2 separate regions of the Homo sapiens genome follow, and region 1 is linked to region 2. The links are chromatin loops, found by intact Hi-C in ENCODE. Cell type or tissue: Calu3. All regions are shown on one strand. Links, peaks and the distances in the headings refer to the core of each region. The heading gives the core; the rest is flanking DNA. Region 1 holds the start of TRR-TCT1-1 (tRNA-Arg (anticodon TCT) 1-1). Region 2 overlaps FNBP1L (formin binding protein 1 like).

What was found. Peaks named below come from ENCODE experiments on the same cell type or tissue, not always from the same donor. Only the 100,000 strongest peaks of a DNase experiment are listed, where the experiment ranks them.
Region 1: a loop joins it to region 2, with 2.7 times the contacts of the local background. A loop is called at or near these places in 6 of 110 quality-filtered maps.

What each region holds. Positions count from the first base shown.
Region 1 is chr1:93,843,464-93,859,967 of GRCh38, reverse strand. TRR-TCT1-1 (tRNA-Arg (anticodon TCT) 1-1) reads right to left here and starts at 12,395; the gene lies at 12,311-12,395. MIR760 (microRNA 760) reads right to left here and starts at 13,136; the gene lies at 13,057-13,136. It also overlaps a transcript of BCAR3 not described here. RefSeq lists enhancers at 11,986-12,035, 12,250-13,040, 13,716-13,845 and silencers at 12,736-12,875, 13,056-13,435, 13,526-13,585. In Calu3, for the core only: a CTCF peak has its summit at 9,064 (motif pointing right); DNase peaks (open chromatin) are centred at 9,067 and 11,937.
Region 2 is chr1:93,546,608-93,561,483 of GRCh38, reverse strand. It overlaps FNBP1L (formin binding protein 1 like), which reads right to left. Exons shown (of 17, transcript NM_001164473.3): 13 at 14,510-14,642; 14 at 14,043-14,137; 15 at 12,058-12,206; 16 at 10,379-10,537; 17 at 6,823-9,075. The coding sequence ends at 9,068. Among named protein-coding and RNA genes, the nearest start is that of TRC-GCA7-1, 38 kb to the right of the region's middle. RefSeq lists an enhancer at 7,942-8,470 and a silencer at 8,518-8,812. In Calu3, for the core only: no CTCF peak of the experiment used is centred there; DNase peaks (open chromatin) are centred at 7,173 and 8,173.

The DNA of each region.
Region 1 (16,504 bases), core at 4,406-12,405, 300 kb before region 2:
GGGGTTTTCTAGATATACAATCATGTCATCTACAAACAGGGACAATTTGACTTCCTCTTTTCCTAAGTGAATACCATTTATTTCCTTCTCCTGCCTGATTGCCCTGGCCAGAACTTCCAACACTATGTTGAATAGCAGTGGTGAGAGAGGGCATCCCTGTCTTGTGCCAGTTTTCAAAGGGAATGCTTCCAGTTTTTGTCCATTCAGTATGATATTGGCTGTGGGTTTGTCATAGATAGCTCTTATTGAGATACGTCCCATCAATACCTAATTTACTGAGAGTTTTTAGCATGAAGAGTTGTTGAATTTTGTCAAAGGCCTTTTCTGCATCTATTGAGATAATCATGTGGTTTTTGTCTTTGGTTCTGTTTATATGCTGGATTACGTTTATTGATTTGCATATTTTGAACCAGTCTTGCATCCCAGGGATGAAGCCCACTTGATCATGGTGGATAAGCTTCTTGATGTGCTGCTGGATTCGGTTTGCCAGTATTTTATTGAGGATTTTTGCATTGATGATCATCAGGGATATTGGTCTAAAACTCTCTTTTTTTGTTGTGTCTCTGCCAGGCTTTGGTGTCAGGATGATGCTGGCCTCATAAAATGAGTTAGGGAGGATTCCCTCTTTTTCTATTGATTGGAATAGTTTCAGAAGGAATGGTACCAGCTCCTCCTTGTACTCCTGGTAGAATCTGGCTGTAAATCCATGTGGTCCTGGACTTTTTTTTGTTGGTAAGCTATTAATTATTGCCTCAATTTCAGAGCCTGTTATTGGCCTATTCAGAGATTCAACTTCTTCCTGGTTTAGTCTTGGGATGGTGTTTGTGTCGAGGAATTTATTCATTTCTTCTAGATTTTCTAGTTTATTTGCATAGAGGTGTTTATAGTATTCTCTGATGGTAGTTTGTATTTCTGTGGGATTGGTGGTGATATCCCCTTTATCATTTTTTATTGCATCTATTGGATTCTTCTCTCTTTTCTTATTAGTCTTGCTAGCGGTCTCAATTTTGTTGATCTTTTCAAAAAACCAGCTCCTGGATTCATTGATTTTTTGAAGGGTTTTTTGTGTCTCTATTTCCTTCAGTTCTGCTGTGATCTTAGTTATTTCTTGCCTTCTGCTAGCTTTTGAATGTGTTTGCTCTTGCTTCTCTAGTTCTTTTAATTGTGATGTCAGGGTGTCAATTTTAGATCTTTCCTGCTTTCTCTTGTGGGCATTTAGTGCTATAAATTTCCCTCTACACACTGCTTTGAATGTGTCCCAGAAATTCTGGTATGTTGTGTCTTTGTTCTCGTTGGTTTCAAAGAACATCTTTATTTCTGCCTTGATTTCGTTATGTGCCCAGTAGTCATTCAGGAGCAGGTTGTTCAATTTCCATGTAGTTGAGCAGTTTTGAGTGAATTTCTTAATCCTGAGTTCTAGTTTGATTGCACTGTGGTCTAAGAGACAGTTTGTTATAATTTCTGTTCTTTTACATTTGCTGAGGAGTGCTTTACTTCCAACTATGTGGTCGATTTTGGAATAAGTGCAGTGTGGTGCTGCGAAGAATGTATATTCTGTTGATTTGGGGTGGAGAGTTCTGTAGATGTCTATTAGGTCTGCTTGGTGCAGAGCTGAGTTCAATTCCTGGATATCCTTGTTAACTTTCTGTCTCGTTGATCTGTCTAATGTTGACAGTGGTGTGTTAAAGTCTCCCATTATTATTGTGTGGGAGTCTAAGTCTCCTTCTAGGTCTCTAAGGACTTGCTTTATGAATCTGGGTGCTCCTGTATTGGGTGCATATATATTTAGGATAGTTAGCTCTTCTTGTTGAATTGATCCCTTTACCATTATGTAATGGACTTCTTTGTCTCTTTTGATCTTTGTTGGTTTAAAGCCTGTTTTATCAGAGACTAGGATTGCAACCCCTGCCTTTTTTTTTTTTTTTTTCCATTTGCCTGGTAGATCTTCCTCCATCCCTCTATATTGAGCCTATGTGTGTCTTTGCACATGAGATGGGTTTCCTGAATACAGCACACTGATGGGTCTTGACTCTTTATCCAATTTGCCAGTCTGTGTCGTTTAATTGGAGAATTTAGCCCATTTACATTTAAGTTTAATATTGTTATGTGTGAATTTGATCCTGTCATTATGATGTTAGCTGGTTATTTTGCACGTTAGTTGATGCAGTTTCTTCCTAGCCTCGATGGTCTTTACAATTTGGCATGTTTTTGCAGTGGCTGGTACCAGTTGTTCCTTTCCATGTTTAGTGCTTCCTTCAGGAGCTGTTTTAGGGCAGGCCTGGTGGTGACAAAATCTCTCAGCATTTCCTTGTCTGTAAAGGATTTTATTTCACCTTCATTTATGAAGCTTGGTTTGGCTGGATATGAAATTCTGGGTTGAAAATTCTTTTCTTTAAGAATGCTGAATTTTGACCCCCACTCTCTTCTGGCTTGTAGAGTTTCTGCTGAGAGATCAGCTGTTAGTCTGATGGGCTTCCCTTTGTGGGTAACCCAACCTTTCTCTGGCTGCTCTTAACATTTTTTCCTTCATTTCAACTTTGGTGAATCTGACAATTATGTATCTTGGAGTTGCTCTTCTCGAGGAGTATCTTTGTGGCGTTCTCTGTATTTCCCGAATCTGAATGTTGGCCTGCCTTGCTAGATTGGGGAAGTTCTCCTGGATAATATCCTGCAGTGTTTTCCAACTTGGTTCCATTCTCCCCGTCACTTTCAGGTACACCAATCAGATGTAGATTTGGTCTTTTCACATAGTCCCATATTCCTTGGAGGTTTTGTTCATTTCTTTTTATTCTTTTTTCTCTAAACTTCTCTTCTTGCTTCATTTCATTCATTTGATTTTCCATCACTGATACCCTTTCTTCCAGTTGATCGAATCGGCTACTGAGGCTTGTGCATTCATCACGTAGTTCTCATGCCTTGGTTTTCAGCTCCATCAGATCCTTTAAGGACTTCTCTGCATTGGTTATTCTAGCTAGCCATTCATCTAATTTTTTTTGAAGGTTTTTAACTTCTTTGCCATGGGTTCGAACCTCCTCCTTTAGCTTGGAGTAGTTTGATCATCTGAAGCCTTCTTCTCTCAACATGTCAAAGTCATTCTCCGTCCAGCTTTGTTCTGTTGCTGGTGAGGAGCTGCATTCCTTTGGAGGAGGGGAGGGGCTCTGATTTTTAGGGTTTACAGTTTTTCTGCTCTGTTTTTTCCCCATCTTTGTGGTTTTATCTACCTTTGGTCTTTGATGATGGGGACGTACAGATGGGGTTTTGGTGTGGATGTCCTTTTTGTTTGTTAGTTTTCTTTATAACAGTCAGGACCCTCAGCTGCAGGTCTGTTGGAGTTTGCTGGAGGTCCACTCCAGACCCTGTTTGCCTGGGTATCAGCAGCGGAGGCTGCAGAACAGCAGATATTGGTGAACAGCAGATGTTGCTGCCTGGTCGTTCCTCTGGAAGTTTTGTCTCAGAGGAGTACCCAGCCATGTGAGGTGTCAGTCTGCCCCTACTGGGGGGTGCCTCCCAGTTAGGCTACTCGGGGGTCAGGGACCCACTTGAGGAGGCAGGCAGTCTGTCTGTTCTCAGATCTCCAGCTGCGTACTGGGAGAACCACTACTCTCTTCAAGGCTGTCAGACAGGGACATTTAAGTCTGCAGAGGATTCTGCTGTCTTTTGTTTGGCTGTGCCCTACCCCCAGAGGTGAAGTCTACAGAGGCAGGAAGGCCTCCTTGAGCTGCGGTGGGCTCCACCCAGTTCGAGCTTCTGGGCTGCTTTGTTTACCTACTCAAGCCTCGGCAATGGCGGGCGCCCCTCCCCCAGCCTCGCTGCTGCCTTGCAGTTTGATCTCGGACTGCTGTGCTAGCAATGAGCGAGGCTCCATGGGCATAGGACCCTCCAAGCCATGTGTGGGATATAATCTCCTGGTGTGCCATTTGCTAAGACCATTGGAAAAGTACAGTATTAGGGTGGGAGTGACCCAATTTTCCAGGTGCCGTCTGTCACCCCTTTCTTTGACTAGGAAAGGGAATTCCCTGACCCCTTGTGCTTCCCGGGTGAGGCGATGCCTCGCCCTGCTTCGGCTCACGCTCAGTGCGCTGCACCCACGGTCCTGCACCCACTTTCCGACACTCCCCAGTGAGATGAACCCGGTACCTCAGTTGGAAATGCAGAAATCACCCATCTTCTGCGTCACTCAACGCTGGGAGCTGTAGACTGGAGCTGTTCCTATTCGGCCATCTTGGCTCCACCCCGGGTCTTGAATTTCTGACCTCACATAATCCACCCACCTCAGCCTTCCAAAGTGTTGAGATTACAGGCGTGAGCCACCGCGCCTGGCCCATCTTTTCTTACTCTACACTCTCCCTACACAATCTCATCTTTGTCCAGAGCTTCAAGTGCCATCTGTAGGATAATGAATTTTAAATCCCAAGCATAGATCTCTCTCCTGAGCTCCAGACCTTCTCTTCTTTTCTTTCCCTCTCCCTTCCTATAATTCTCCTCTTCCTGATATTCTTTCATTCTATAAATACTTACTGAGAGCCTGCTATGTGCTTGGCATTGTATATCCAGCTGCCAGGATGTTCCACAGACCTCAAACTCAACATATGCAAATCTGAGCTCATTTCCATCCCCCATCCCCAAACCCACTTCTCACTCCTTTGTTTGTGGTCCCAGTGACTACTTCAGCACCCACCCATCTGCCTAATTAGAAATGGGAGTCATTCTGACTGCTCCCTCTCTCCTTTACATCCCTTAATTCATCAAGGCCCATCAATTTGGCCTCCCTTGAAACATCTCCAGTTTGTATACTTAACCTTCTCTCCAAACCACCTCCCTGGTTCCAGTCCTCATCATTTTATTACCTAGATAGCTCCAACTACCTTGGGCTGGTCTTCCAACTTCCAGTTTTGTGTTATTCCAGCCCGTGATCCACATTGCAGCCAGACAGTGGTACAAAACACACATCTAATCCTACTGCTTCTCAACTAAAAACTATTCAGTGGCTTCCCATTGCCTTTAGGGTGAAGTCCACACTCTTCAACACAGTGTACAAGACTTACAGGATATGATTCCTGCTGGAATCACTCTGAAAAGAGATATTTAGTTTATATGTTTCTCCAATAGTATCAGGAGGAGTTCCTAGAGATGCTTAACAGATGGGCTCCTAATGGGCTTATTAATCACTGAAATCAGGCATATAGTAGAGCATAAGGGGTCAATAAATGTTTTTTAAAAACCAAGTTTGAGAAATCTTTAATGGATAAGCAGTATTAGAGCTACCTGTGTGAAGGTGATCCAGGAACACGTAGGTACTCTTTTTTCCTTCCTCTTTAGCATTAAAAAAAAATTTTTTTTTTTTTTGAGACAGAGTTTTGCTCTTGTTGCCCAGGCTGGAGTGCAGTGGTGCATTCTTGGCTCACTGCAACCTCCACTTCCTGGGTTCAAACGATTCTCCTGTCTCAGTGTCCCGAGTAGCTGGGATTACAGGTATGCGCCACCACGCCCAGCTAATTTTGTATTTTTAGTAGAGACGGGGTTTCTCCATGTTGGTCAGGCTGGTCTCAAACTCCCGACCTTAGGTGATCCCACCCGCCTCGGCCTCCCAAAGTGCCGGGATTACAGGCATGAGCCACCGCAACTGGCCGACCTTTAACTTTTTAAAAATTAACTTTTTATTATAAAGGTAAGATGGCTTATTAAGAAAAAACCTGAAACATTACATACAGGTATACAGTAAAAAGGAATGCTCCCTCCCTTCATACCACTGCTTCCCCCAAACCAGCATTACCCTAAAGTAACCACTGTTAATTGTTTGAATATCTTTCGGGAAATCATCTATGCATGCACAGTGATAGGAGTAAACATACATAATTTCTACTGTTACTATGGGCATTATTTAACACAAATGGAATCTCATTTAAAATATTCATCTGCATATCTTCTTTTTTCACATAATCTTGGATATTCTTGGATATAGCAATATATATAGATATTTCTCATTTTTAAAATGTCTGCGTTGTATTTAATTCTATGTCTCTACCACACTTTCTTTAAACAGACTATTATTGATGAACATCTAGATTATTTCCAATTTGGGAGCCATTACAAACAATGCTGTACATGCTATTCATTTTATGATAAATAAATGTCAATTTTTCTAACTATGCAAAAATTGTAAAATGTTAGAATATTAAAATAAGTATACACCACAACCAGGTAGGATCATTTCAAGAATGTAAAATGAGTTAAATATTACAAAATCTGTTAATATATCACGCAATATGAGATCAAAGAAAAATCTCCATAGATTATAAAGAAATAGGGATAGGTATTTTCTTAATGTGATAAAACATGTGTGTGCTCATGCCACACCAACCCCAAAAGCCAGCATCATGCTTAGTGAAGAAGCATTTCTATTTCTATAATGACCAGGAACAAGTCAAAGAAGTCCACTATCACCATTATCATGAAAAATTATTTAACATTTTCTGGATTACTGTACTAGCTAATGCTATTACAAGAAAAATAATAGTAAGCATAAAAATTAGAAAGGAAAAAGTAAACTTATAATTTGAGGCTATTTCTAGATAACACAACTTAGTCAACTGAAAAACTATTTTTCCTTTTTTAAATTGAGATATAACTCACTTATCATAAAATTCACCCATTTGAAAAGTGTATAATACAATGGATTTTTGTATATTCACAGTTGTGCAACTATCACCACTACTTCCAGAACATTTTCATCATCCCAGAAAGAAACCCCATACCCATTAGCAGTCAGTCACTTCACATTCTCCCCATTCCCAATTCCTGGCAACCGCTAATTTACTTTCTGTCTCTATGGATTTGCCTATTTTAGACATTTCATATAAATGGAATCATACAATATGTGGTCTTTTGTGATTGGCTTCTTTCATTTAGCATGTTTTCAAGGCTTATTAATATTGTAACATGAATCACTACTTCATTCCTTTTTTTGCTGAATAATATTTCATCAAATAGGTATACCAGATCTTGTGTATCCAATCATCATTTGATGGACATTTGGATTATTTTTACTTTCTGGTTATTAAAAACAATGCTAGCCGGGCATGGTGGTTCACACCTGTAATCCCAGCACTTTGGAAGGTTGAGGCAGGCGAATCACTCGAGCCCAGAAGTTCGAGACCAGCCTGGGGTAACACGGTGAAACCCATTCTCTACAAAAAATACAAAAATTAGCCAAGCATGGTGGTGCACGCCTGTAGTCCCAGCTACTTGGGAGGCTGAGATGGGAGGCTCCCTTCAGCTCAGGAGGTCGAGGCTGCAGTGAGCTGTGATCATGCCACTGCACTCCACTGCACTCCAGCGTGGACAACACAGCGAGACCCTGTCTCAACCACCGCAACAAAAATAATGTTGTTATGGATATTCCTATACACATTTTTGTGTGGACATGTTTTTAGTTCTCTTGGGGATATGCCTAGGAGTGGAATTGCTGGGTCCTATGGTAACTCTAATATTTAATTTTTTGAGGAATTGCCAAACTGTTTTCCAAAGAGGCCACACATTTTACATCCCCACTGGCAATGAATGAGGGTTCCAATCCTTGCCAATGCTTGTATTGTCGTCTTTTTTATTACAGCCTTCCTACTGGGTGTGAAGTGGTATCTCATTGTGATTTAGAACTGAAAAACTATTTTAAATAGTAAGATAATTTAATGAGATATAAAATTATTTAAAATATCAAAAGCCTTCTTATATATAAATAATAACCAGTTACAAAATATAGTGGAGGAAAGGATTCCAACAAAAAAGATAAACTATCTGGAAATAAAGTTAAAAAAATCAAGATTTATATTTAACACACTCCAGAAGAGCACAGGACTGAAAATGAAAAGGCATAGCTGTTCTTTATTTCCTCCTGCTGCTCTTACACAGGAAGACTCAACATCCTAATTAGTTCAATTCTCATTTTCTCTCTCTCTCTCCTCTCTTCCCTCCCTCCCTCCCTCTCTCCCTCCCCCTCCTCCCTCCCTCCCTCTCCTCCCTCCCTCCCTCCCTCTCTCTCTCTCTCTCATCTGGCTCTGTCACCCAGGCTAGAGTGCAGTGGTGCGATCTCAGCTCACTGCAACCTCCACCTCCCAGGTTCAAGCGATTCTCGTGCCTCAGCCTCCCAAGCAGCTGGGATTACAGGCATGTGCCAACATGCCCACCTAATTTTTATATTTTTTGTAGAGACGGGGTTTCGCCACGTTGGCCAAACTCATCTCAAACTCCTGGCCTCAAGTAATCCACCTGCCTTGGCCTCCCAAAGTGCTGGTATTACAGACATGAGCCACAGCACCTGGCCCAATTCTATTTTAATCTATAAATATAACATGACTCCAACAAAAATACCTCCTAAAATTAGAGCCAGACTAGCTGTAGCTAAAGCTCATGTGAAAAGATGATAAGGAATTGTGGTTTTACCCATAGACCCAGCCTTTCTGGGTTCTCATCCAGGCTTGTTGCTTATTAGCTGTGTATCCTTGCACAAGTTACTTAACCTCTCTGTCTCAGATGCCTCTTCCATGAAAGGGGATAATAGTATCTGCCTGGTAGGGCTGTCAGGAGGATTAAATGAAGATACATAGAGCACTGAGAATAGTACCTGTCATATAACAAATGCCAAATAAGTGCTATTATTATTCACTGAGGAAAAATAATAATTCAAGAATGAGTAGAAAAATGTTTAAAAAAACAAAAGAGTAACAAGAGAGGACTTGTGGGTGGCAAGCCACCTAGGTGCTGAGGCAAGAGACCGAGGGCATGAGCTGTTCCAGTATAATAAAATATATAAAATAAGAATAGTTATACTATAGATCATAGATATTATATATGAATATCATTAATCATTAGTTTGTAGCAATTAGTCTTTATTCCAATATTATAATAATCCTTACTCTATAATCATAACCTAGGAAAAACCAGGCCATACAGAGATAGGAGCTGAGGGGACATAGTGAGAAGTGACCAGAAGACAAGAGTGCAAGCCTTCTGTTATGCCCAGACAGGGCCACCAGAGGGCTCCTTGGTCTAGCGGTAACACCAGCGTCTCGGAAGACGCCCGTTGCCAAGCAGACCATGGTCTAGCGGTAGCGTCGCTGTCCAGGAAAAACACCTGCTACTTAGCAGACTGGGAAAGGGAGTCTCCCTTTCCCCAGGGGAGTTTAGAGACAACTCTACTCCTTTACCTCTTGTGGAGGGCCTGACTAGGCCTAACCATCTCCCTGTGATGCTGTGCTTCACTGGTCACGCTCCTAGTCTGCTTTCATGTTCCATCCTGTACACCTGACTCTGCCTTTTAGATAGCAGTAGCAAATTACTGAGAGTACTAAAAGTCTCTGATATGCAGAAATAATGGCACAAGCTGTCTCCTCTCTCCCTCTCTCTCTGCCTCGGCTTCCAGGCAGGGAAGGGCCCCCTGTCCAGTGGACACGTGACCCATGTGACCTTACCTATCATTGGAGATGGCTCACACTCCTTACCCTGTCCCTTTGTCTTGTATCCAATAAATATCAGCGCAGCCTGGCATTTCGGGCCACTACTGGTCTCCGCATCTTGGTGGTAGTGGTCCCGCAGGCCCAGCTGTCTTTTATCTCTTTGTCTTGTGTCTTTATTTCTACAATCTCTCGTCTCCACACATGGGGCGAAAACCCACTGACCCTGTGGGGCTGGACCCTACAAGGACTGACCCTACTAAATGGTAAAACAGCACAGTTCTGGTGAATCAAAATTAACAGAAAAGTCAGTGGAATAGAGCAGAGAATCCAGAAACCCATATGCAGCAGAGAATCCAGAAACCCATATGCATGTGGGAATTTAGAAAATTATAAATGTGGGCCGGATGTGGTGGCTCTTGCCTGTAATCCCAGCACTTTAGGAGGCAGAGGCAGATGGATCGCCTGAGCTCAGGAGTTCCAGACCAGCCTGGCCAACATAGCGAAACCCCGTCTCTACTAAAAATACAAAAATTAGCCGGGCGTAGTGGCATGCACCTGTAATCCCAGCTACTCAGGAGGCTGAGGCAAGAGAATTGCTTGAACCTGGGAGGTGGAGGTTGCAGTGAACTGAGATTTGTGCCGCTGCACTCCAGCCTGGGCAACAGAGCAAGACTCTGTCTCAAAAAAAAAAATTATAAATGTGGCATTTCAAATGACATCGTGTAGAAAAGAAGGAGTGTTCATTAAAAGTGATTTTGGGACAAAACTTCCACTTCACTCCTTATACAAAAACACATTCCAGATGAAGCAAAGATAAACAAAACCATAAAAATAAAGCCATTAAAGAAATAACTTAATAATCTGAGTGTATTATGGCCCCAAACCTAGAAGCCATAAAAGACTGATAAATCCAAATACATGAATCATGAATTTCTGTAAGACAGAAAAACAAAACAAAATACCATAAACAAAGTCAAACGACAAAAAGACTGAAAAAGAATAAGTGTAACATATATCACAAAGGGCTGTTTTCCATCATACCACAGAAAAATGAACACAACTCAAGAACAGATAAATCACAGGAAAAAAATTACAAATTATTCTCTGTATGGAAAGGTACTCATCTTGATTCATAATAAAAGACACAGTCCAGGCGTAGTAGCTCCTGTCTGTCATCCCAGCACTTAGGGAGGCCAAGATGGGAGGATTTCTTGAGTCCAGGAGTTCAAGACCAGCCTAGACAACATAGAGTGACCCCCATCTCTACAAAAAATTTTAAAATTAGCCGGGTGTGTTGGCATGTGCCTGTACTTCCAACTATTTGGGAGGCTGAGGTGGAAGCACTGCTTGAGCCCAGGACGTTGAGGGTGCAATGAGCTGTGATAGTGCCACTGCACTCCAGTCTGGGCAACAGAACAAGACCCTGTCTCAAATAATAATAATAATAATATAAATACAAATTTTAAAAAATCAATATAAGAGACGAATTAAAATCACAGCTAGAAACCACCTTTTGTGAGTTGTGGGGAAACAGGCACTCTCACACATTGCTAAGGAGAGAAAAATGGATACAATCTCTATGGGGCAATTTGCCAATATATATTAAAAAATGTACAGATTAAGAACGCACAAACCTTTGAACCAGCAATTCAACTTTCTAGGAATCTATCCTACAGATAGATGTACCTGTACTTGTGTACAATAATAAAAGAACAAGGATGTTCACTGATGCATTGTTTGTAATAGGAAAATACTGGCAATCTAAATGTCCAGCTATTAGGGACTGTTAAATCATTACCATACATACGTACAATGGAACGAGGCAGCTCTACATATATTCATAAGTAAAACAAGCCAGTATAGCATACTACCATTGTGTTTTTAAAAGGATATGTATCAATAACATTGTTATTTACGACATATTTATGACAAAAGATGTTAAAAATGCTGATATGGGCATAAAATAAATCTGAAAATATTTCCAAGAAACCATTACCACTAATGGCTTGTGGAGAGAATTGCAAGGCTGGACTATAGGAATAACATGGATGTTTACTTTTCCCTGTATCTTTTTTGACAATTTTGGATTTTGTATCTTTTGTGTGAATTACCTTTCATTGTTGTTTTACGAGTTTTAAGATTCCATTCATTCCTGGATTTATTTGCTAACCTTGTACAAAGTTAACAGTTGTCAGAAAAAGATATAGTAATTCCTGTCTTGAGGAGCTGATGGGCACTGGGCCTAGGACCTCTTTGCACTGGAATAATGGGGGAGGGGAGCGGGTGACCTTATCAGAAATGCAGATTCCTGGGCCCCACCCCAGACGGACCGAATTAAGAGTCCCAGAGTGACGGCAGAAATCTCCATTTTTGACGGGCTCCCGCTGGGATTCGGGTGTCTGCTCATCTGGAAGCCTCCATGCTGGAGAGGTAGTCAGCACAGCGCACGCAGGGCGTAGGCGTGTTTTCTCGTCCCTCCCTCGCAACCACAGTCCCGCTCAAGGCGTGGGGGTGTCACCCGAGACCCGGGCCTCCCCTGCACTTTCCTTTAGGCCGAAACCGCGAGCCTTCGCTTCAGTGTCGCTTTTCCTTCGCCGCCGCCGCCGCCGCCGCCGCCGCTCTTCTCAGGACCTACATCGACTGCCCAGTCGGCTGAGCTGGGCCCTGGGCCACCGAGGCCCGGGGAGCTGAGGGGCTCGGGACCCTGCGAGCCGCTTAAGAAAGGACCGCAAGAACCGAATGCAGTGAACTGCGAGAGCAGGGAATGAGAGAGAAGTTAAACCGTTTAGCAAAAAAAAAAAATAAGAGACATGATGGAGGCAGAAAATAAATTGTAGGGGGGAGGGAAAAAAGCGTTACGACTCCGCCGGGACTCGAACCCGGAACCTTTGAATGCCTTCAGCCTCTAGAAGTCCAATGCGCTATCCATTGCGCCACGGAGCCACCTGTTGGAGTCTCAGCGCATCTGCTATGTTAAGCCAGAGGCGACGGCCCCGCGCTCTTCCGACCGCGCCTCCCGTCGTCAGTGTCACCGAGACCCAGCCGCCGCGCTCAGGGCACTGCCATCCGCCTCAAACGCCAGCCGCAGGCTCTCGGTCTCCCCGCAGTGGTCGCCCCTCAACAAGGTCGGCGACCCAGTTGAGCCAAGGGCGGCCGCAGTCCGACGGTCCCACCTGGTCGGTGTGAGGGCAGCCGCAACCCGGTCCCCTTCACGGTCCGGGCCCAGCCGTACGAATCACAGTCGCGCTTTTCCCTCCCCGGCTCCCTTCCTGCCCCAAGCGCCCCGCCTACCAGGTCTCTCCGGCGGCCGCTCCAGCCCGGCCGGGACCCCAGAGTTGCAGGCCCAGGCCAGCCGTTGCACCGTTAAGCCGGGCCGGTGACGCCGGGCCTTTACGTCGCGCCTGTGAGCGGCCGAGGCCGAGCGGCCTCCCCTCGGGCTGCGAGACGTAAGCGGCGACCCCTCTCGGGCCTGGGCTCTTCCCTCGCGCCCGGCCGCCGCGCCCGACCCAGCCGCGGCTGGACCTGCGCGCGAGCGCCGCCGCGCGACGTCTGTGTGCGTGCTTGTGCGTGTTTATTTGCGCGGGGTTCGAAAAACGGGGTTTGGGTTGCATTTCGCTCCCCACAGACCCAGAGCCGAATTTCTGAGGTATCCGGGCTCTGGTGGACTGAGGGGGGCGACGCGCCCCGCGCCGCAGCATCCTCCGAGAGCTCGTCTTGCCGCCAGCACCTGCCTCCAAGGACGCCGCGCAGCTGCCCCGAGCCCGCGCGCCCGGGGCCCGCGACTGCGTGGGCGGAAGCCGGGAGGGTGTCAGCACGCGTGGGAGCGCTGGGAGCATGCGTATGCGGGTGCATGTGGTCGGAGGGCGCGCGCTCGAGCGCGGCCGCGGGGTTTCCTGGTGGCTGCGAGCGGTGGGGACGGCAGCGGGCCTGGCGCCGCTGCCCAGAAGGGTGCGGTCGCCACGAATCTGAGAGGCGGCTGGGTGGGGGCCGGCAGGTTTCCAGTGCCCGCAGTGATCCCCATCCGCAAGACCCCGAAGCCCTTTGAAATAGACGGTCAAAGCCGCGTGGTTGCTCTGCGACTGCAGCGGCGAGACCGAACGCCCGGCCCCCGTTCCTATTAGCTCACAGCAGTCCCGGCCCCGCCTACGGAGGATTCGCAGGGCGGCCGCTGGGCGCGCTTTCTCGGCTCGGCCACAGCCCGTTTCTGCACCAAACCCGCCAGCCGCGGCCCACCCTGTGCTTCACCCATACCCGCCCCTGCCCAGCATCGCCAGGCCTCAAATGCAGAATAGTCTCTGGCAGAGTTCAAAGAGGGAAAGGGAAGTCCTGGGAAGAGTCCAGTGTGGTAGGGATTTTACAGTCTTACTTAACCCCAAGACGAAGCTATGGGGCGGGTACATACACACCACCGTCCCCTTTATAATATAAAGAAGGGAAACTGCAGCTAAGAGAGGTTAAAAAACTCGTGTAGGGACGCCCAGCTAGTGAGCGTGGAGAACTGTGATGAATCATATTTTGTTATGTTTGCAAACTAACACGTTAGCTTTCACGGTTTCATGAATGCTGACAGAACACACCAGACTTCTGAGTCAGAGATAAAAGACTATTACAACAAAAGCAATAGCCAGAGTATCACCATTTTTGAGTTGGCTCCCTGGACCCCAGTTCTCACAGGAACGAAGCACACGGGCCCAGATGCATGCTTACACACAAGATGGGTTGCATTACAGAAGAGGAATGCTGAGCTTGGGGAACCCACCATGTTATAGTGAGCAGTAAGCAAGCCTGCTCTTTGTTCCATAGGGAGACATTACCTCATCCCTCAAGATTGCTCGCTGCAAACACAACGCTGAGAAATGGCCCAAGTAAAGCGTGATCAGGGTCTTGCATTCTTGGCACATCTAGGAAGAACGTGCAAGGATGCGAATTGTGAATCGCTTCTCCAAACAGTAAGTGGCAGAGCCCTGATTGGTGCCAGGCCTATTTAATTATACTCTAATGTAAACAAAGTTTTATATATATATATATATATATATATATATATATATATATAAAATTGTTATGCCCCTTTAATGAATTAAATGTCTTCACATTGCATGCAGGGAGAATTCTCATATGGATAAAATTAGCCTTTAAAATGGAATATGGTTTTAAATTGTATTTATTTAAACAAATCTTTTTTGAATTCTGAAATATGCCAGGCACTGGTGGCATCTCAGGGTCTCCACTGGTCTTAGGAGTTGCTCACAGCCGAAATGGGAGAAGAGATGCTCTGTATGCCTGTGGGAAAACCATACAGAGGAATTCTGCCTGGGGTATTGGAGCCAAATCTCAAATGATGAGGAGTCATTGACGTGATTAAGTGACAGTTGAGATGCGTATATAAAAATTCTGGAAAGGGGGAATTGGGAAAGAAACAATGTGCTAAGGAAAGATGTGTATGTGTTTGATTCCACTTAATGATTCAAACGAATAATTTTAGATATTTTATTCCACTAGATGAAGCCAAAAAAATTCCTGTATCATGGAAAATATTAGAGATACAGTGTTAGCAGACAGTGTGGGAAAGCCAGGCTTTCCCTGTGCAGCCTTCTGTGAGCTATCAAGGTTGTACTTCTTATACCCTGCAATTAGAAGACTGGGGCCAGGTGCAGTGACTCACGCCTGTAATTCCAGCACTTCTGGAGGCTGAGGCGGGAGGATCACTTGAGGCCAGGAGCTTGAGGTTACAGTGAGCTATGATCGCGCCACTGCACTCCAGCCTGGGCGACAGAATGAGACCCCATCTCCAAAAGAAAAAAAAAAAAAAAAAGAAGAAAGTCACAGCCAAACAAGGTCAGGTGTGTGGTGGTTCTCTGAACAATTAACTAAGCAGTTTATAGGTAGCAATGTTAGCATGTAAGAAAAATGAAAAGAGTATTTAGTTGCCATCTGGGGAGAAAGATTCAGTGGGTGTTGTCTTCCCCTTATCTAATCTGGCTGAATTTTCTCAGGCTGTATCTGTAGTAAACAGCCATTATACAACCTGAGCTAAGAATTCCCGCAAGTGAGAAAGCAACCTCTTCCTGCCAACAGAGGGAGTCAAAGCATGGGTTATAACCACTTTCAATTAGGCTGATTGCAGCACATCTGCAGTTTGAGTTCGCTGGACAGCAAAGCCCTAAATTAAATACGGTTTCATGTTGGTGTTTTATTTTTATTTTTATTTTGAGACAGAGTCTCACTCTATCACCCAGGCTGGAGTGCAATGGCATGATCTTGGCTCACTGCAACCTCCATTTCCCGAGTTGAAGCAATTCTCCTGCCTCAGCCTCCTAAGTAGCTGGGATTACAGGCACGTGCCACCACACCCGGCTAATTTTTGTATTTTTAATGGAGATGGGGTTTCACCATGTTGTCCAGGCAGGTCTTGAACTCCTGACCTTGTGACCTGCCTGCTTCGGCCTCCCAAAGTGAGGCGTGAGCTACCGTGCCTGGCCAGCAGGATTATTTTTAAGTTACTGTGTGGTTAGTGATTTCGGCCTTCCCAGAAGCTCTGGAAATGGACTATACTTCTACTGTATATATTTGCACTAGCTTTGCTTTACTCCAGAGGTATAAGGTTGCTGGAGTACCAGTTTTATTCAATTCAATGAGTAGGGACAATACAGTTAGGCCTACTGTGGGAACCAAGTGAAAGTTTAAGACATAATTCCTACCTTCAAGGACACTCCAAATTTCCTAGGAGAAATACGATTTATGAATATGAAGCAATAAGCAAATGAAGCAAGGTAGCATGTGAAAAAGTGGCATAATGTGACTGGGCATTCCTACCGGTAAAAATTTTTCAGTTTGGACCCCCAAGGAACCAGGATGCTCTATTATACTACTAATAAAACATACCTAAAAAGGAATTTTTAAAGGGTGAGATTTAAAAAACAAACAAACAAAAACTGTGGTAGTAGCAGTTAAGAGTACAGCCTGTGGAGTCAGGACCCTGTCATTCAAATCTTGGTTCAGCCTTTATTTGCAGGACATGATCCTTAACTTCTCTGCCTGAAAAATTATAAAAT
Region 2 (14,876 bases), core at 2,497-10,496:
TAACATCATCTCTTCACATATTTCAGAGTAATCAACTGTTTTACCTTTTCCTCTAGCTGATAAGTACAACAATGAGTTTCCTAGGTTGGCTTTCTAGGTTTCTCATTTTGCAAAGGGGATACTTTCTAGTTTCTTTCTAGTTTAGCAATATCCCTCTCAACTTTCCCTATTGTACAAAATTTGGAATATAAGACTTTAACGTATTCTGTTACTCTGCCATCAACTGTCAAACTTCTTTTAATAATCTGTTTTTCCTTCTTCTATTTTAAATAATATTAGGACCATACCAACTTTTATATTCATCTTAAACCGGCTGTGAAAATTTCTTCATGATGTTAAATAGCCTTTAAAAAATATGATTTATTGGTTACAGAAGTTACACTGTAACTTAACTATCACCCTATGATGGTTTTTAAAAATGTGCCACATTTTTTAAAAGGTGCCACGTTGTTATTTTTTGTTGAAAAAAACCAAAGCACATTTCTACTTCTGGCAATATGGTGGTTCAGATGTTCTTAGCCCTCTCACCATAACTAACTAAATCCTGAATACATTTTAATAAACATACCTTTTAGTGTATGATCAACCTTGATAGAAATCCCCAAGGAACAAACTTCTCTCCCCGCCGCACCTGAAAAAGGTACAGCACATTTGAATCAACTCCTCATGAGAACTTAAGAGCCGGGGCAGACCTAGAGGCAAAGAGTAACGTCAGCTCAGTGAATGAGAGTCTGTCTTGGGGGAACTTAAAATGCCTCCATTAAGCAGGAATCCTTAAAGGGTCCCTGTTAATGGAATAGAAAACATTCATCTGCCAGCAAAGGAAGGTTGCCAGGAAACATGACTGTCTTCACATACAGCTCCAGGAAGAAAACAATTATAATGACTATAGTGTTCAGTGAGGATTGGCAACCACACACCTGTCCTCATACAGGTCTGGAGTAAAAATTACAAAATCCAAAACCAAGAAATTGATTTACAGTGGTCCCAGGTTGGTGGTGTCTACCAGATATAAAAGCTTATTATTAAGCTATAGTAATTAAGGTTTCATCAGAAATTTAACATGACAGAGTGAAACTGTTGATAAATGGGGGAAATAATGACTTTAATTCTTGAACAATTGGTTAAGCAAATGAAAGGGGGAAAATGGCCTCTTACCTCTTATCATATACAGAAATAAAATCTGGATGAGTTAAGAACCTACATGTGAAAGGCAAAATCATAATACTTTTAGAAGAAAGTATCTTTTACTTTGAATCAAATAAGAATTTCTTAGAAAAAGCATTAATTATAAAATAATGATTAATCTGCATTAAAATGAATAAATTCCATTCAAAAGACATCATAGAGAACCTGAAAAATCAGAGATATTGACAACACATAAAATGGACAACAGAATACTATGGTTGGTAGGCAGCCTCCAAGATGGTCCCCAATGTTCTCTGCCTCCTGGTGCTCACACTCTGTGTTGTCCCTTCCTGCATTATACCAGGCTTTGTCTGTGCCACCAAGCACACAGGGCAGAAATGTTGCATCTGAGATAGGTTATGAGAAGACTGTAGCTTCTGTCTTGAGTCTTGGATCACTCAATCTGGGGAAAGCAAGATGCCACCTTGTGAGTATCCCTATGGAGAGGTCCATATAGCAAGGAACTGTAGCCTCTGGCCAACAGCCAGCAAGGAAAGGAACAGAGGCTTACCAGCAACCACATGGATAATCTTGGAAGTGGACTCTCCAGCCCCAGTCAAAGCCTTGAGGTGACTACAACCTCAGCCAGCAGTTGGACTGCTACCTCATGAGAAACCCTTAGCCAAAATCAGCCAGCTATGTTACACAGTAAGAGATAACTAACACAATTAGCATCCTTAATACACAAAGAGCTTCCATGAATAAATATAAAAAGACAATTGACCAAAAAAAAAAAGGATGAAGATAAAACAGGGTTTTTACAAGAAGGGGAAACATAGAAACACGAAGATGCACAACACCAATCATCAGGGCAACACGATTTAGGCCTACAATGAAATGCTCTTTTATATCCTTTAACTGACAAAAATTGAAGTCTGAATCCTAAGTGCTGGCCAGGATATGGAACATGAATAACCCTTATACGATGCTTGTAGGAGTGTAAAAATATTACAATAACTTTGGGAGGAAAATGTGGCATTATATTTTAAAAATGAAAATTAAGGAAGTCCTAGCCAGAGCAGTCAGGCAAGAGAAACAAATAAAAGGCACCCAACTGGGAAAAAGGGAAGTCATATTTTCTCTGTGCTGATGATACGATTCTATACCTAGAAAACCCTAAAGATTCCACCAAAAGACTCCCAGACCTCATAAATGACTTAAGCAAAGTCTCAGGATGCAAAATCAATGTACAACAATCAGAAACATTTCTACATACCAATAACATTCAAGCTGAGAACCAAATCCAGAATATAATCTCATTTACAATAGTCACCAAAAAAAAAAACCAAAACAAAACTAGGACTGCTGAAACACTGCTGAAAGAAATCATAGATGACATAAACAAATGGAAAATCAATCAGTGTTCATGGGTTGGAAGAATCAATATCATTAAAATGTCTATATTGCCCAAAGCAATATATAGATTCAACACTATTCCTATGAAATTACCAATGTCACTTTTCACAAAATTAGAAAAAACTATTCTAAAATTCATATGGAACGAAAAAAGAGTTGGAATAGCTAAGGCAATCCTAAGCAAAAAGAATAAAGTGGAAGGTATCACATTACCTGACTTCAAACTATACTACAAGGCTACAGTAACCAAACCAGCATGGTACTGGTACAAAAATAGACACAATAGACCAATGGAACAGAGTAGGGACCCCTGAAATAAAGCTGCTGCACACCTACAACTTATCTTCAACAAAGTCAACAAAATAAATAATAGGGAAAGGATACCCTATTCAATAAATGGTGCTGGGAAAACTAACCATATGCAGAAGAATGAAGCTGGACCCCTACTTATCACAATATACAAAAATTAAGATGAACTAAAGACTTAACTGAAAGACCTCAAACTATAAAAAGCCTAGAAGAAAACCTAGAAAATACTCTTCTAGATATTGGCCTAAGCAAAGAATTTATGACTAAGTCCTCTAAAGCAAATGCAACAAGAACAAAAGTTGACAACTAAGACCCAACTAAACCAAAGAGTTTCTGCATAGCAAAAGAAACTATCAACAGATTAAACGGACAATCTACAGAATGGGAGCAAATATTTGCACACTACACATCTGACCAAGGACTAATATCCAGAATCTATAAGGAACTTAAATCAGCAAGAAAATAACTACATTAAAAAGTGGGCAACGGACAAGAACAGACACTTCTCAGAAGACATACTAGCAGCCAACAAACATGAAAAAATTATATCATTAGTCATCAGAGAGATGCAAATCAAAACCACAATATCAGCTCACACCAGTCAGAATGGCTACTGAAAAGTAAAAAAAAAAAAAAACAAAAAACTAAAATTACACCATTTGACCCAGCAATTGCATTACTGGGTATATACCCAAAGGAAAAGAAATCATTCTACCAAAAACACATCTGCACTCGTGTATTTATCACAGCACTATTCACAACAGCAAAGACACAGAATCAACCCAGGTGCCCATTAATGGTTGACTGGATAAAGAAAATGTGGTGGCTAGGCATGGTGGCTCACGCCTGTAATCCCAGCACTTTGGGAGGCCAAGGCGGGTGGCCTGAGGTCAGGAGTTCGAAACCGGCCTGGCCAACATGGTGAAACCCTGTCTCTACTAAAAATACAAAAATTAGCCGGGTGTGGTGGCGGGCACCTGTAATCCCAGCTACTCAGGAGGTGGAGGCAGGAGAATCACTTGAACCCAGGAGGCGGAGGTTGCAGTGAGCAGAGATCATGCCATTGCACTCCAGCCTGGGCGACAAGAGCAAAACTCCATCTCAAAAAAAAAAAAAGAAAATGTGGTACATACACACCATGGAACACTACACAACCATGGAAAAGAATGAAATCATATTCTTTGCAGTAACATGGATGCAGCTGGAGGCCATTGCCATAAGCAAATTAATACAGAAACAGAAAACCAACTACTACTGCATGTCCTCACTTATAAGTGGGAGCAAAACATTGGGTAAACATGTACATAAAGATGGAAACAATAGACACTGGGGATCCCAAAAGCGGGGAGTGAGAGAGGGGAGAAAGGCTTGAAAAAATACCTATTGGTTACTATGTTCACTACTTGGGCAAAAGGATCATTAGAAGTCCAAAGCTCAGCAGCACACAATATATCCATGTAATAAGCCTGAACACGTGCCCCTTGAATCTAAAATTGTAATGAAAACTATAACCATAACCTAGCAATTCTACTCCTCGGTACAATTTTAGAGAAACTCTGAAATCAGTAAACATGTACATAGATACACATAAGCAGTATATTTTTACTAGCAAAACTAGTAGCCCAAATGTCCATCGACAAGAGGATGGATAATTTGTGTATACTTTTATAATGGAATACTATACACAATAAAATTATGCATAAACAAGGATAAATCTTAAAAATGATGAGTGAAAAAGTCTCAAGATACAATGGAATATTTAAAATATTTGATAACTGGGATATTACTAAATTCATAAATATATAAATCAGTGTACAAATCAACAAGATAATTCATTTTATTTAAACTACATAAAACTTTATCAAGTGATATAAGTAGCACAAACCATTTATAAATCACTAATAATTTTCAAGTTGTTTGTTTAAACAAATGGGTTGGTATAATCTTTTGCTTGATATGGCTGTCACCAGGGAAATGATGCCCCTGTGATTTGACACAAGGAACTGCAAACTCTTCCAGTGACTTCCCCCATTCAACTGACCACTGTCATTAGTTTACTAACCACTGCCTGGCACCTGAAGAGAGGGAACAGGTAATGGATCGCCATCTCACCTCCTACCCTCATCAGACAGCACAGCACCATCTGGGTGCTGGCTATATGCCAAGAGCCAGTGGCAGGAGCTCTCAGCCATAGAAGAGAATGGAGAAAAGGGAGAAAGACGGAGTAAGATGGTTGGGGATTGCTCATCTTGGTTTGCCAGAATTGGAAGCTTGTAGTTTGTCTGTCTCACTCCACACTCAAGACAGTGCTTCCACTGTGCCCACCTGGTAATATTCTACTTGTTAAACTGGGTGATATATTTATCTTATAATGGTTCATAACATACATATACATATTATCCACAAGAAACTCCTCAGGATGGAGATTCTGGGTTTACCAAATCAGTTCGTCAAATGCTCCCATATCCCTAATAGTGCTGTCACAACTCACAGAAAACAAGTGAGAAATCTTGTCAAACTGAAATTGTGTTGAAAGCAAGACACTAATTATGTCTTAGAATTACCCCCATTTGTATCAAAAGAAATGAGGCTATTTTGACATGGCTTATTCTTAGGAACCTCAGTCAGTTGCCCAATACACTGTCCCCTAAAAGCTAACATCATCTAATACTTTCAAGGGTTGTTGTCCAACTTCTCAGAATTTACTCTTCAAAATGTGTGTTTGCCAATTCCCCAATCTTTTGGTGCATCTTATGTTTTCTGTAGTTTCCCTAATTCCTGACAGTGACTATACTCAGGAATACATTGATCCTAGGTATATAAGCTCATTGAAATAGGTTGTTTCTTAAGCTTTTTTTTTTTTTTTTTTTTACTTAAGCTAATACAAGTTGAGTATCCCAAATTCAAAACTCCAAAATCTGAAACTTTTTGAGCAATGACATGATGCTCAAAGGAAATGCTGACTGGAGAATTTTGGATTTGGGGATTAAGGATGCTCAACTGTTAAGTATGTAATGCAAATATCTAAAAAAAAAAAAATCGGAAATATTTCTGGTCCCCAGCATTTCAGATAAGGAATACTTAACCTGTACATTCTTCAAAATAAAACCCTTTTCAATGAGACTAGAGAGACTTTTCATTTGTTGTTATCAAGGACGTTATCTTCCCCTCGCAAATAGGAAGTGATTTCACTGATCTTAGTTTTGATAATAAAAGCTTTCTTCATTGTTTTGAGCTCTCCACCCCAAACCTCTGTCCATCTGAAGCTTTAACAATTGACACTATTTTCCTGCTATTTTCATTGTTTTGTGTGTTCCTACTTCCAAACTTGGCATTGATCCCTAAATTTTCATCTCAACAATCGTAACCTCTCATTGTTCAGCATCTACCCTGAATTTTATTCCCTTTTCTGAGTTTCTAAAAGTTTGCAGTCATAGTTTCACATTTGCATTTTTTAAAAGGTGAATCTTCTGAAATTAGACTTCCTGAAGTTACAGATAATGTGTCACTAATTATGGCAAATGTTCTTTCCATGCTTTGAAATGCCAGGAAGACTTGGGTGTTGTAACTGATTAGGAATCAAGCCGGAGCACAGGAAATGCTGTCCAGCGTGTAGTGGCTAGATTGGGCTATGAGGTACAGGGACAGTTCGTATGGTTGCAGTGGACAGATGGTGTAAAAGGAAAGTCTATGCAACACAGCTACTGGAGAAGAAAGATAAATCCAAATTATTGCATGCAATTTAAATTCACTCTAAAGAGACAGCAAACTTTTTTTTTCCTTTAGGAAAGCTTAGAGAAACCAAAATTAGAATACAATTTCCAAAACTGCTTTGCAAAAAACAAAAAAAACTTGTCCCACTTATGGAATTTGTCATCTACTCTGTATTATCTGAGACTTGGCACATTCAAGAACAAAATCATCACATCTCTGATTCACATAGCAATGAAAGATCACACACTAAACACCTTAACAGGCCATGAAAAGATTGTTTTATTCCATGTAAATATTCTCAACAGAGAACACTATCTTTAAATGAAGGATTTACCATTAAGAAATCAACATGTGCACAAAAAGAGTAAAAATTACCAAAAAATTAAAGATTTTTTGGGACAATTCACATGTTCAAAATTTAAGAATGATTTAAACTGTGCAAGTACAAATGTCTTTCCTATTATAATAACCCATATACAGGTTGCACTATTCCACATCAAGGAACTTGCCTCCTACGGAAGCAAATCCTGCTTTTAGAAAAACAAACAGTAGCTTGAAAAGAACAGTTAGTCCTTACAAGAAAGTCTTAAACTTTGCCCTCTGTGGCTGTTAGCCAAAAAACCATAAGCACTTCAGGCTTTGTACAGAAGACAAACACAGCCAGATCACATTTCCTCCTCATTGCTAACCTTTAAAATAAAAATAGCACTAGATTTTAAAACTACTTCATGTAGTCTGTCAGTACTGAATAATGTCACATTATATAAATAACCCTGTAACGAGATTCAATATCTAAACTTTATAGTTTACTAGCTGCAAAGGTAATACACTATATGTCAGCTGTGTAACAGTGGTGACTTGATCTTATGAAGGCAGTAACTTTCACACAATTGTCATTCAGCTTTAGTATAACGGGTAGTATGATTCAAATAACACTGGGAAAAAGTTATTAAAGCAGTCACACAGCTTCTAAAATATTGCTTAAAATTCAATAATACACAAACCATTTCACGTTCTTTCTCCCCTCAAAACAGTAAAGAACCAAATTAATGAAGATTCAGTGGTACAAATAACCCCCCACCTGCCCCATCTCCCTATTACAACACCACTAAGAAATTAGTTAAGATACATGTCATTAACAGAATCACAAATGCGAGGCAGGACACCATGAGCAACAGGAGCACTAACAACAATCATATTTACAAGTATAAACATACAGAAATTCCATTTTACAAGTAAAAGTGCACATAGATCATTACAAAGTTTCACTAAATTTTATCAGGTTCAAACAAAAGCATCACGTGGAAAGAGACTATCATTGTAATTATCAAACATGATCGTCATAACCCAAAATAAAAAGACAATTGGGGGAGGCCCATAAAACTTCTCATAAAACCACTGAGGAAATTAAAATGGACTTGGACATGTCTTTAGTTTGATGCATAAATTTGAAGATGCACCACTGTATATGGTAGAGCTCTAATAGCCACCTACCGAGGCTACATCGGCAGCTGCAGCGGTGCTGCAGAGTTAAAGCAGGTCGCACTGAGCTGACACATAAAGCCCTTTGTGGGATACTGTAGTGGTAGTGTTGGCAATCAACAGATTTAGGCACTCAAGTTTAAGGCAGCATTTGAATGGAAGCAGCTGACTTTTGACAATAGTCCTTTGTCTTGAGGTGGTGAATATCTTCTGTGTTTATTATGCCAGGATTTCAGTGCTGACTAGATTCTTCCCAGACTGAGGTGCTGAAGATGTATCACGTTTCAAAGAGTTCTTTCAACTGGGCTGTAGGCTACAGCAGAGATGTTTTCTTTTTCTTATCATAAATACTTCAGGTTCACAGCTACTTCTTCGTAATGCCAAAACTGGAATGTTTGCAGTGGGGAAGTTATAGCAGTGTGCACAAATACTAAGATGGAAACATTAGTGCTGGAGATGTTTGACAAAGTGATTTGCACTACAAATGTAAAACAAAACAAGGCTTTGACAAGAACAAGGGAATCTAAAGACATGCCTGAAAAATCTAGCTCAATCACGCTAGACATGCAACAGGATGTTAAGCAAGCACGGAGGTGGCGCAGGCAGACACTGACAGATGGCAAGGATCTGACAGATAGTGGGTCTAAAAGCCAATTAAAACAGAGCTGGGAGGGAAGACAATCCTGTTGGGACAGCTAATGTAAGACACATTTTTTGACAGCTCTGCATTCTTTATTGATTAGACAGCAATAAAATAAATAGAAAAATGGTACACTATTGTTGGCTTTTTCTTTTGTGGGAATAACTGTGAACTAGGAACTTAAGGGTTGGTATTATGATTTTTAAAAACAATGTATGGAAATGCTAATGAAGTTAGTAAAAAAAAAATCATGTCTGCATGCACTCATGCAACTTGCTTCTCTCACTCTCTTTGAGCCTGACAACTCTAATACCCTCCCCCAAAAGCAGCTGCATGTAACCTCCTTCAACATCTTGCCCATTTCCTCAGAAACCCTCTTCAGGAACCTGCAGTCCAGGAGGAAAAAGAAAAGAACAATTACTGAAGACCTTTGGTAAAACCAAAAGGGGTGTTCAGTTTAAAGTGCCTGTCCCAAATGTCTCTATCATTTTATAGTCAGCTACCGAAAACACCAGGAAAATTTAAAACATGGGCAAAATTAAAAACCAATCTTACTGCTTCTTCACACTTTACTTCCCCACACCACTGACTCAGGGTGTGGTCACACAACCAGCACTGCACAATCCTTGACTGCACAGTGTTTCCAACAACGCTTGCTGAAACTAATTGGAAAAATTTATCTATCCTAATAACTAATGATTCAGCGGAAATAACAAAATGCCCTAAAGGCGGTACACATATCTTCCTCTAACCCAGATAGTCAAAAAGTTTCTCCTTTAAAAATTAAAATTTGTCAACACTTCCCCTCCATTCAAGGTTTCCTCTATCTTCAAATGTGTATTTTTCTATGTAACTGTGTATTTTCCTATGTGTAACTGCTAAATGCTAAATAATCACTAAAGTGGTATTTCCCAAAAGATATTTTCAAGATGAAACATACAAAAGTATGAGATTAGTTTGGAAGGAAGCTTGTAAATTATTGAAAATTACCAGCTAACCTCAAAATATTTTGAGGTCTCAAACAAAATCTATTTTATTCACCTAAGAGCTAGACCAGGAGATTTATTTTGAAACTCTCTTTAAATCTACTTAAATAGATTATGTGCTACCTGCTCATTTTCTTCCTTTAGGAAACCAAAGTTAAGAATAGGTAAGAAAATGAAAATGATGTTATTATTTTACTAAATTATCCAACTACTATTTTTCTTCTTGGAAACTGTAGCTACAAATTCAAACTTCTAGAAGAAACCACTCTTTGGGGAGTCGGCTTTCCATAGCATTTCAGAGCAGTTTCACTATTCAAATTCACTAAAGTCACTGTGTTTTCTGAAGTAAAGGGGGCAGAGAGCATTACTATCCATGAATTCCTGCCCAATAAATCAAATTCTATTTGTAAGGCAGAAAAACACAAATCCTTCACACAGACTTAAGCGGGACATAAAGCAAAAGGCATCAATTAAGCTTCACACCAACGTTACTCAAACAGTAAAGTGCCACAAAATGTTTCTTGTGGTAATATTCACAAGATCAAGCCTACACTCAGCTCACATAGTGAACAATTAATCTTGGATGCCCTTTAAGTTTCCTTATTTTTTTCAACCTGTTGAATGTGTTTTCATTTTATGTTACTCTTCCTATGTCACACATGGCACAAAGGTGCCTGGTTAGTTTAGATATAAGTTACTGCACCTTTACTGTTTTTCTCTAGAGTTACATCTATGTATGACGTGGGAACGTAGCCTTCTTCACCGTTCTGTCTCCGAGCTCTTGTCCATCCGTCACCTTTGTCCTCCTCTATAATGTAGAGAACTTCACCTTCTTTCATTGCTAGAGTACCTTCATTATGTCCTAGATGAGAGTTTTCACAAGCATAATTTAAGCATTGTGATAATTTTTTTTAAAGTTACTAATACAATGCACAAAATACAATGAAACCCTACTAGATTTCAATGTACCTGGAACTACTGACTCTCACTAGCAACATCTCTATTGTGCTTTGTGGCTTACCCAGCACTTTCATATACATTCTCTCATTTGAGCTGCATAATAAGCCCGCAGGGCTGGATAACATCACCCCCATGTAACGGATGAAGTTAACTGAGTCACAGTGACATTACATGATTTGACAGGGTATTCTAATTCCTATGTCACTATTCCAACTCTTTTCCCAAATTTTAGTAGTCTATCTAAAAAAATTCAGCAGGTATGGATTAGGAAAACAGTAACCAGATAGCAAAAGAGCAGGAAGAAAGAAGGAAAAAAGAGAGTCTGAAGGGAGAACAGAGAAAAATACGGGTTTGACTCTAGAGATGGTAGAAACAGAATGGCCATACACAACTCTTTCACTCTCTATCCCCAACCACGCCCAACCTGCTTAGCAGTAACAATTTTCACAACTGAATCTTCATTTAACACGTGCCAAATTGCTTCCCTACTCTCTAGATTACATTATAGCAAGTTTGTTTTCTTTTGTTTTGTTTTAGAGATAGGGTCTTACTGCCCAGGTTGGATTCGAACTCCTGGGCTCAAGCAATCCTCTCACCGCAGCCTCCCAAGTGTCTGGGACTATAGGCACACATCACTGCACTTGGCTGCAAGGTCTTAAATTTAATATATTTTCTAATAAGAAGTAACTAGAGACTTTGCTCAATTTTAAACCAACACGAAGTGGGGAGAAAGACCTTAAATCAAGCACCATTTTACAACCGTTTATTTATGAAAGTGTCGCTCAGTTCTCCTGTTAGTTGAGGGAAAGTATTTTTCACAGTCCAGGATAAAGAGGAACTAAAAATCTGCAGGAGAAGGCCTCAGTGCCTTACTTCCCTTCCAGAGTTTGTTCTTCAACTTTCATAGAGTAAGAGATAACATAGTCAGTAGCTACTACATTCTCTCCCACTTTCATCTAAACAGGTGGCCTACGGACTCAGTATATGATGATGGCATTCAGCTAGCTATGCCTTGTACCTGTCTCTTAATGTTAGTAAGCTACAAGGAAGAGCATGAAGTGGCATCCGCCAGCATCCCGCTTCCTGGGTTGAGCTACATGTTCAAGCTGCCTCGACTTTGTTTAGGACATGTGCACAGTAAGGACTCTGGTGAAAATTCTGCACTGACCAAAATTGATAATTAATTAATAATCTGTATTAGGATGCTAGTAACGTGGGCAATTTCCTTTTAATTCCATGTACGGAAGAAAAATATCTACATTTGTAATACAGTTATAACAAAAGTATGCATACTAAAGAAATGGGATAATAATTTTCTGACAACATATATTACTTAAATAAGGATACTACAGTGAGTGACTTGATGTAAATACTTTTAAAGAACCAATTTTTTTACATACAATATTATTAAGAAAATCATACCATCAAAAGGGTAGATAGCTTTGCAGTGTCCAATAGCAGGCAAGGGATCATCATCCTCAAATTCATCATCAAACTCATTGTGGTGACCATGCTGCTGGGGTGGCCCACGGACTTCCTGGTTTGCATCATCAGTGTAACTTCCCTCAGGACTATAAAACAAAAAATTATCTCTGATCAAGTATCATAAACATGAGAATTCTATATATTATTTATAAATTGATCACCTCAGGATCAATTCCAAAAATTAAATATTAATGACACAGTTTCCACTTAAGCCCTATTTTTTTCAAATGTCAAGTATACAAATTACTTCTAATACAAAATGCTGCTTTGCTGAATTTCCTGAATTAAAAAAAAATTACAAGATTACAATATTCTAGGCACAAAGTATTATTCAGTAAATACACCTCACTATCACTCGGTCTAGACATAAAACAGAAAAACGTTCTAGACCCTTGTCTTCCATCATCCCAAATTTATCATCCTAAAATTCCTTAAGGGATCCATGCATATCCATGTTTAGTTCACACGCTTCAGGTGGATTGTTTCTATTCTGAATCTGGAGTGGCCCATCAGAGCAATCATCTATATAACCAGTTCACAAGAAGTCCTGTAACCTAATCAGATTTAAGAAATGCACAGAAACTTTTGCTTGGGACTCTTCGAAGAGAATTCACTCTGTCCCTTTTCTACTGGACTCGAAACCTGCAGGAATACTCGCCTAGAGCTTTGGAGCCTTAAAAGGAAGCCAACACAGTAGAAAGCACAGCTGTGAGGTGGAGAGAAATTGAGTCCTAGGGATAACATCTGAGCTCCTAGATCAAGCTCTCCCTGAAGTCAGCCAATGAAGTCCATTTTTAGTTTAAGCCAGCATGGGTAAAGTATTCATTCTGTCACTGAAAATTAAAAGATTCTCAACTAAAATAAAAAGTAAAGTAAATTTCCAACTAATCATGGTAACAGGGAAGTTGGTAACTTAAAAAAATCCAAAAAAGCAGGTAATACAAACACAATTTATTTTTCTTAAAATTTTTTAAATCAGAGAAAAATGTTAATAATTTTGCTGAAGAATCAAATGACTGAATTAGATTTAATAATGGAAAATTTTACAGAATTAGATTTTAACAGTACTTTCAGTAAGCCTGGAAGCCAGAGAAATAACACATGCCAAAGAAATTAGATCCTTTTAATCTGAGTTTTACCTAATAACAAAAACCAGTAATTTGTGGGTATCTCTTAACAGATTAAAGATATGTACTCTTTCAAGAAGTGATACTACTATTACCACTATTTACTACTAGGTGCTTTATGTGTATTATTTACTTTTTTACTAACAAACCTAAAGGGTGGATATTTTAACCTCCATTTTATATTTCAGGAAATTGAGACTTAGGGAGCATTAAAAATGAACTTGCTCAGATTACACTGTAATTAAGTAGAAAACTAAGAGTTGTTACTAGGCCTCTCACATTTTTCTCTAAGGTGAATCCTAATTTGTGGACTTTTAGTCTGGAAAAAAAGATATAATACATCAAGAAAGAAATGTCACAAGTGGTACAGAAACTTAGCAAAGTGTCTTTTGGAAGCTCTGGTCCAAACTAACAATACATTTTTTTTTCTTCACAAAACTCTGAGCTATTTGATAGTAAAATTTTTCTTTGGCATAAGCGACCCTAATTCCACTTGAACCTTAGGAAACCTTCCCATGCCCGAGGAGCCTAGGCCCTCAGACTGTAGCTCCAAGAATTTTCTATGTTCCTAGCTCTGTGTTTGGATGCATGACAAACTAGGATTGAATAGCAAGATGAACTTTCCTACTTCACCTGTAATTATCACTAAAGAAAATTACTTAGGTTCAAAAGACTGAGGTTACTAAAAGCTTAACTTGTTAAATTTGGAAGAAAAAAACGAATTGTATAAAGTTTAGGACAAAAGGGTGAGAAAACTCTGGGGAGAAGAAATACAAATAAAATACAAAAAATCACCTTTCTCGTCCCTGTGTTACAAGATGATTTATGTCACTGCTATGTCTTCTGTCTCCTCTCCCACCTGTTTTGCCTTCGACTTCAGAGAGCCAAGCCTTAGGAAAAAAAATAAGCAAACAACTGAGCTCAATAAATATGTTTAAAAGCTCATAAGATATCTACATTTAAAATGTGTTTAAGTTTTTATAATTATGTAATTCTTAGAGATGTGAAACCTTTATTCCAAACTGGTCAAAGGATCAACTTTATAGCTGATTCAAAAAAATAGTATAAATGTTTAATCTTATATAAAGGTCTAAATAAAAAACTTTAATGAGATTAAATAACACACATCACAATAATACTTTTAGATCATAAACCCTAACATTAAATATAAACATTTGAAGATAATTCTAACAAAAACCAATCTATCATAATGAAGTTTATAAAAATAATTTATCTTGACAAGTGCTGAATAACAAATCTACCTCATTCTTATGGATTTCCATTCGTAGGCGGTCAATGTTATTCATGGTCTCTGCTAATTTAGGCTGCAAACTCCCTGGATCCCCCATTTGTGGATTCTTCTCATATACATCTTTCATTTTGTTGAGTGCATCTCTAAAAAAGAGAAGGAACCCCAGAATTAAATATTAACTTCATATGCTTCCAGATAAAAGAGTTTTATTGGACTCTGGGGACTCGTACGCAGCTTAATCTTAAGTAGAGTCACATCTTTTTAAGTTTGTCTAACATGACCTGATTAAAGACAATTTGCATAAAGGTGATAACATATAGAGTTACTAATTTATGAAGACAATCAGAATACCAAAAGAGAACAGAGTTCATTTCTTA